Linked DNA regions of Homo sapiens: region 2 is linked to region 1. Evidence: chromatin contacts called from ENCODE Hi-C data. All regions are on one chromosome and are shown on one strand. Each heading gives the region's core, a stretch centred on a gene start or an enhancer-like site at or near the end of the contact. The rest is flanking DNA. Distances are from core to core; before and after follow the strand shown.

Region 1 (3,024 bases), core at 289-2,788:
GAACTAGGTCCTACAACGCATGCCCATGCACGTGTTGTTTTCCTTTTTTGTTTCCGTTCTTTCTCTCTCTGTCTTTTTTTTTTTTTTTTTTTTTTTTTTTTTTAAAGAATCTTGCTTGGTTGCTAAGGATGAGGTACAGTGGTGTGATCATGGCTCATTGTAGCCTTGACCTCCTAGGGTCAAGCAATTCTTCCAGCTCAACCCACCAAGTAGCTTGGACCACAGGCTTGCATCACTATGATTGGTTAGTTCTTGTTTGCTTGTTTGTTTTTAATTTTTTTTTTGTGGAGAACAGTGTTTCGCTATGTTGCCCAGGCTGTCTCAAACTCCTGGCCTCAAGTGATCCTCCTGCCTTGGCCTCCCAGAGTGTTGGGATTACAGGCATGAGCCACCACACCCAGCCCCATGCAGGTGTTCTAAGCTCCTGAGAGAGGCTGGAAGCTTTCTTCCTGCTTTGAAGGAAAGGAGACTTCCCAAAGTTGGAGATTAATAAACAACCTCTAGGCAAACATTTAAAAGTTCAGATCCTAAAGATTCATACTTAACTCTTTTGTATAGACATCCTGTCATTGACATACATATTATATCAAATACAACAGTTTTGCTTTTTATATAAGAATAAACTATATCAGAAAAGTCATCCTTTCTTTCCCAACTACCCACCATTTTTTCTTTCTCAGCTACTGCCACCCTAACATTTAGGGCCTCTCTTCCTCTCAATTTTACATTACTGCAAGAACAGCCTTACTCATTCCTGGATCCCATGTTTCCTCCGCGCCATGCCTAAACACCAGTGCCACATTATTCTCCCTCCAGCACAACGATGATAAACCCATCATTGCACCACTTTACTCAAATGCTGCCAGTGGCTCCCTGTTGCCTAGAACTTTGCTGTCCAACTTCCTAGCCTTCGCCATTTGAGAGTATTGAGTACCTGAAATGCATCTAGTTCATATTAAGAAGTGCTGTGAGTATAAAACACACATTAGAGTTTGAAGACTTAGTACCAAAATAAAAAAGAATATTAAATATCTCAATAATTTTTACACTGATATTAAAATGTTAATATTTTGGATATATTTGAATACATAAAATATTATTGCTAAAATTCATTTCACCTGTTTCATTTTACAGTTGTAATGTGGTTAGTAGAAACTTTGGGACAACACTGACTGTCTGACCCTCAGCCAGTTTCACTGGAGAAGTGAAACCTCAGTGACTAACCCTCAGATTTTAGTCTTCCGCAGAGGTAACCCAACCCATCTGTTACAGGCTGAAATGTGTCCCTGCCCCTCCAATTCATATGTTGAGCCCTAACTCCCAAAGTGACTGTATTTGAAGAAAGCATCTACCAAGAGGAAAGTAAGGTTACATGGGGTCATAAGGGTGGGGTCCTAATCCAATAGCATCGGTGTCCTTAAAAGAAGAGGAAGAAGAAAACAAAAGAGGAAGAGAAACTAGAGCGTTCTCTTGCTCTCTGTCTCCCTTTCTCTCTCTCTCCACATCAAAGAGGGAAGGCCATATGAGAACACAGTGAGCAGGTGGCCATCTGCAAGCCAGGAAGAGATCCTTCACCCAAAACCAAATCAGCCAGCACCTTGATCTAGGACTTCGAGCCTCCAGAACCATGAGAGGATATATTTCTGTTGCTTAGGCCATCCAGTCTAGGATATTTTGTTATGGCATACACTACCTTATCAGCCTTAGTTTCTGTTCTTCCCCTCATATAACCTAAACTTAGTGCTCAACTAGGCTACTCTCTACCCTTAATGGCAGTCATGTGATCTGTTCATGCCTGGACTCCTCCCATCCCTTCACATTTCTGCAAATGAAATTACTTATCCCCCATGCTCCTTCCAAAATGACACTTCCTCCCTGAAATCTTTCCCAATACCTCAAACAAATATTTCTCCCAGTTCTGAACTTTCATTGTGGTTTTTACTTCTCTTATGATGTGCACTCTTCTTCATCACTGATCACAGTTATATTTCTTTTAGGTCACGTTTTCCTTGCAATCAAAGACTACCTTCCTCATCCTGATATTTCTCAGGGTTTCCAGTACTGTGGCCTTATTCTTAATAGGGGCCAATTAAATATTTAACACATTGAATTGCTATCCCAGATGGCCCAAACTGACTCTTTTATGAGTTCCTGATATAATTTCAATAAACTATCACCTTGAGAGAAAGAGAGAGCTTTTCCAAAGCAAAGACAAAGAAGTATGCTTGACCAAGAAACTCAACTACTCTTAATAATAATAAGGATAAAATTTTACATAGCACTTTTTATGTGCCAGACAAGGTTCGAAGTATTATAACTACATATATATATGGGGCGGGGAGAGAGAGTAAGAGTGAGCTGGGGGAGAGAGAATAGAGGAGCAAGCCCACTGCTTTCATGGAGTTTGAGGACTCCGTGCCAACCATGCAGGCAGGGTGAGCACACCCCATTGCGTGCTCGATACTGGAAGGAGATGAGTTAGTAACAGTGTGAGAAACCAGAGCCTAACGAGTTTAAACATCCAAGAAGAGATACCTTCCTTTCTCTTCAAAGGAAATTAAATATGAAATCAGCTTGTCTAAATTATCTATGGGCCTGCTTAATTAGAGCAGTGACATTTTCCTGACTGACAGCCAAATATGTGCTTAAAAGAGTGTTTACAGATGTCTGTGGATTCCACAAAACTAATCCAATAAAGGTCTGATTTAAATCAACCAGATTCAAAAGATTGATAGTTATGATTGATATTTCATCTTTAACCTTAGCAAGTGGGAGAAAGCAGTATCATTTGAGCTTCTTATCAGTTTCTTAGGTTTTCAGAAGGAGGGAAAGAAAATACTGAAAGAGAAGTTTTAAAGCGCTGTAAAACTTCAGATAATCACTTCACCGTGCCTCAGACGGCTTCAGGCAGGTTTTCACTTGTACGTGATGCGATGCTACTGACACCTGGAAACGTATGAGACATCCACGACGCGAACTCCCAATCCAACGTGCCACACCCAGACCTTGCCAGAGGACGGGGAT
Region 2 (3,024 bases), core at 209-2,708, 2.0 Mb before region 1:
ACACAACACATAGTTTTGAAGTCTGCGTTTTCCTTTCTTTGAAGAGGAAAAATTAACAAGGCTATATAAATCAAGTATGAATTATTATTGCCATATCTTACAGCTAAATAAAAACTAGTACACTGTCTTGGGTTTCTTAGGGAAGCCTCTATGAATTGCAGTTATTTGAAATGAGCCTGATACTAAAAGGCCATGCATGGTGTTATTTTCAACATTATAGGCAAACCTTGGCTTCTGTGTGTTTGACATGTCAAATCCCCTTTAAGTTCCTCATGTGATCCGGCTTGGTCTGTTTACCAAATCTAAATCTCTGGAAAATTTGTTCCTGCAGAGATCTAGAAAAGATGATTGATTTTTATGCCGCACATTTGTCATTCTCCTCCACCTTCCCTTCCCTGGGTCTTGCCAAAGTTTTCATCATCAGGTCTGACGCCGCCGGGAGTATCCTTTCTTGTCTTGTTCTCTGTTCACTTTCTTTCTGTCCTTTCTATTAACTCCTTTATCTACATCCATAATTCTAGTTTATCATCTGTCCTTTTATTTACATATCTCTGGCATCTGTCTTTCTATTTCCCTCTCCTCTACCTCACTTTCCTCTTGTCTGTCCTTCATTTCTATCTTTCACTTTGCTCTTCACTTTTGGAAAGTTATGATAAATACAGATTTGCAGCCCGGTATTATCTAATTCATTGCCTCTTTTCCTTGCATAATCTGGTGAAGGCAGACAGATTCACAACTCCTTCCAATCCTATTTTTGCCCCCTCCTCAGCTATATTGCTTCTTGCATGGTTTTATTGCTGTGGAGGAGGTTGAAAGTTTGCCAAGTGACCCAGAAGACCTGACCGGCAGTCTTTTGTTTCTTAGCACTTGAGAGACAGTATTTAAATTTTATGGGGTGTGAGGTCTTATTTTGGACACTGTACTTCTCCTCTGGCTTAGAAAACCTCTTTGGGAAAGTGGACATTGAGATCTTCAAGCTATGCAGTGCTAAATGTTTCCTCCATAACTTTATGTTCACATATCTTAAATGAATAAGCATTCTTATGTTAAAACAGTAAAATTTTCCTTAATAAAATAATCAATGCCCATTTCAAATAGTAAATTATAAATACTATGTAGACAAGTTTGTATTTTTTTAACCTATTAGTATGATGGCTAAGTTATTTCTTCAGAGTCTACCATAGTCTAACATAGTTTTTAGTCATATATTTTTTAAAATTGCATAATATTTCTTGGAGTACCTAGAATGTAATTTATTCAGCCATTTATCAATTGTTGGCTACTTCTCCACTTTTTAATGTGTGAGCTTTCATGCTTCTAAGTGCTCAACTTGACAAACTTTATTTCATTCTTCAATGACCTTCCACGTGATCCTCTTAGTCACTGTCTCAGGGTGACTCAGGGAGTACAAGGAATAAACACTGAAAACAATCTCAAGCTTGTGATGAGCTTCCTTCCCCCAATCTGTTACAACATGGCACTCAGGAACAAACTTTGAGAAAGCCTGGGATTAATCATGAAGACAAATAGGGAAGGAAGGCTGTTAAGAACACTTCTACAAATGAAAATACAGACCGACGGGCACAAATCCCAGAGAAAAGTTATTGACGTTTCCTCTCAACATGAATATGGAATGTTACATTGGTACCAAGAGAGTGAGTGTTTTGTATGGATGTTTGTTGGAAGGATAGAGTGGTATAAAATCACTAGAGGCAGTCTGATTTTAGGTATATGTGAGTTAGGTCTGTAAGTAACAGAAAACAAAATTAAACTAGCTTAAATAAACAAATAAATATTATTAACTCCCATGCTCGAACATTCAGAGGGGACAGGCTTCAGTCTGATTTAATCCAGTGGCTTTGGCTGGTTCTCTTCAGTTTGCTCAGCTGTAGCCTCCTCTGTGTATTGGCTTCATCTTCAGGCTGGCTTCTTTTGGAAGCAAAAGGACTAGTTACTTTAAGCCTCACAGTTTCATTTCATGATTTTCAGAGGAAGTGAAAACTTTTTTCTGGTTGTTTTTAATTAAGAGTGAGAAAAATTATTTCCCAGGAGTTTCACGTAAACCTTTCTTTGTATTTCACTGGTGTAAATTAGATTACATGTCCATTCCTGCACCAGTCCTTGAGGCCAGGGCAAGGCCATGTGCTGATCGGCTTATGTCTGTTTTCCTGACCCAATCACCGTGGCAGATGTGTTGAGATTACCTCTAAACAAATTTCCCAGGAGATAGGGATGTGGTTAGTGCACCTTTATGAATATGGGCTGCATGAGGGAAGAGGTGGATGCATGGAGGAAAACTGGACCATTATTAGGAAAGGGAAAATAAATGCTATGCAAATTTAATCCATAATATCTGCCAGTTCTCAGCTTCGTCTAGTTTAGGGCTTGCAAACTGTTATAACTTAGAAAATATTCACATAAATGAAATAGATAATAAATTTAATATAAAATATAACTATGATTAAATATGGTGTTATTTAATTTTGTAAAGGAGACAGTTAAGGGGGATTTTATAGTATATGGTTCTGAAAATGTTTCCTGGGTTTCCAAATCCAACTTCTTTTACTTCCTAGCTCTGTGATTTGAGCAAGTTACTTCATCTCCCTGTGGTTTAGTTTCCTTATCTGTAAAATGGAATTATAAAAGTATCTACTGCATAAGGTTGTCATGAGGACTAAGTGAGTTAATACATACAAAGCTTTTAAAAATAGAGTCTAGTTCATAATAGCACTTGATAAATATTTACTTTTAATACTTTTTAATTTTCTTCTTCTTATTTTTTTAGAAGTGAGGTCTCACTATATTGCCCAGGCTGGTCTTGAACTTCTGGGCTCAAGCAGTTCTTCCACTGCAGCCTCTCAAAGTGCTGGGATTATAGGCGTGAGCCACCATGCCCAGCTACTTTTGAAATTTTCATTATACTCTCTGATCAAAATTCCCTCAATGTCCATTTTATTAGTTACTTCTAACGTTTTCACAGAAAATTATTTGAAAGCAGTAATAGTTTAATTTCCTCCATAATTT

The links. A loop is a pair of places that touch in the nucleus more often than their neighbours do. Pooled maps may share reads with other maps.
Region 2: a map with no recorded cell type shows a loop between it and region 1 (15-fold over the local background). The contact joins two enhancer-like sites. A Hi-C loop is called at or near these places in 3 of 37 single-sample maps with no recorded cell type and 2 of 50 pooled maps.

The regions. Positions count from the first base shown.
Region 1 is chr4:109,989,250-109,992,273 of GRCh38, reverse strand. The region is part of intron 18 of EGF (epidermal growth factor); the gene reads right to left. Among named protein-coding and RNA genes, the nearest start is that of EGF, 78 kb to the right of the region's middle. RefSeq lists an enhancer at 2,353-3,024. Within about 2 kb of position 1,538, at least 4 of the 41 ENCODE cell types and tissues checked have a DNase peak (open chromatin) inside an H3K27ac peak, as active enhancers do.
Region 2 is chr4:111,990,370-111,993,393 of GRCh38, reverse strand. All of the region lies in intron 1 of LINC02945 (long intergenic non-protein coding RNA 2945), which reads left to right. Among named protein-coding and RNA genes, the nearest start is that of LINC02945, 120 kb to the left of the region's middle. RefSeq lists a silencer at 1,826-1,895. Within about 2 kb of position 1,458, at least 2 of the 41 ENCODE cell types and tissues checked have a DNase peak (open chromatin) inside an H3K27ac peak, as active enhancers do.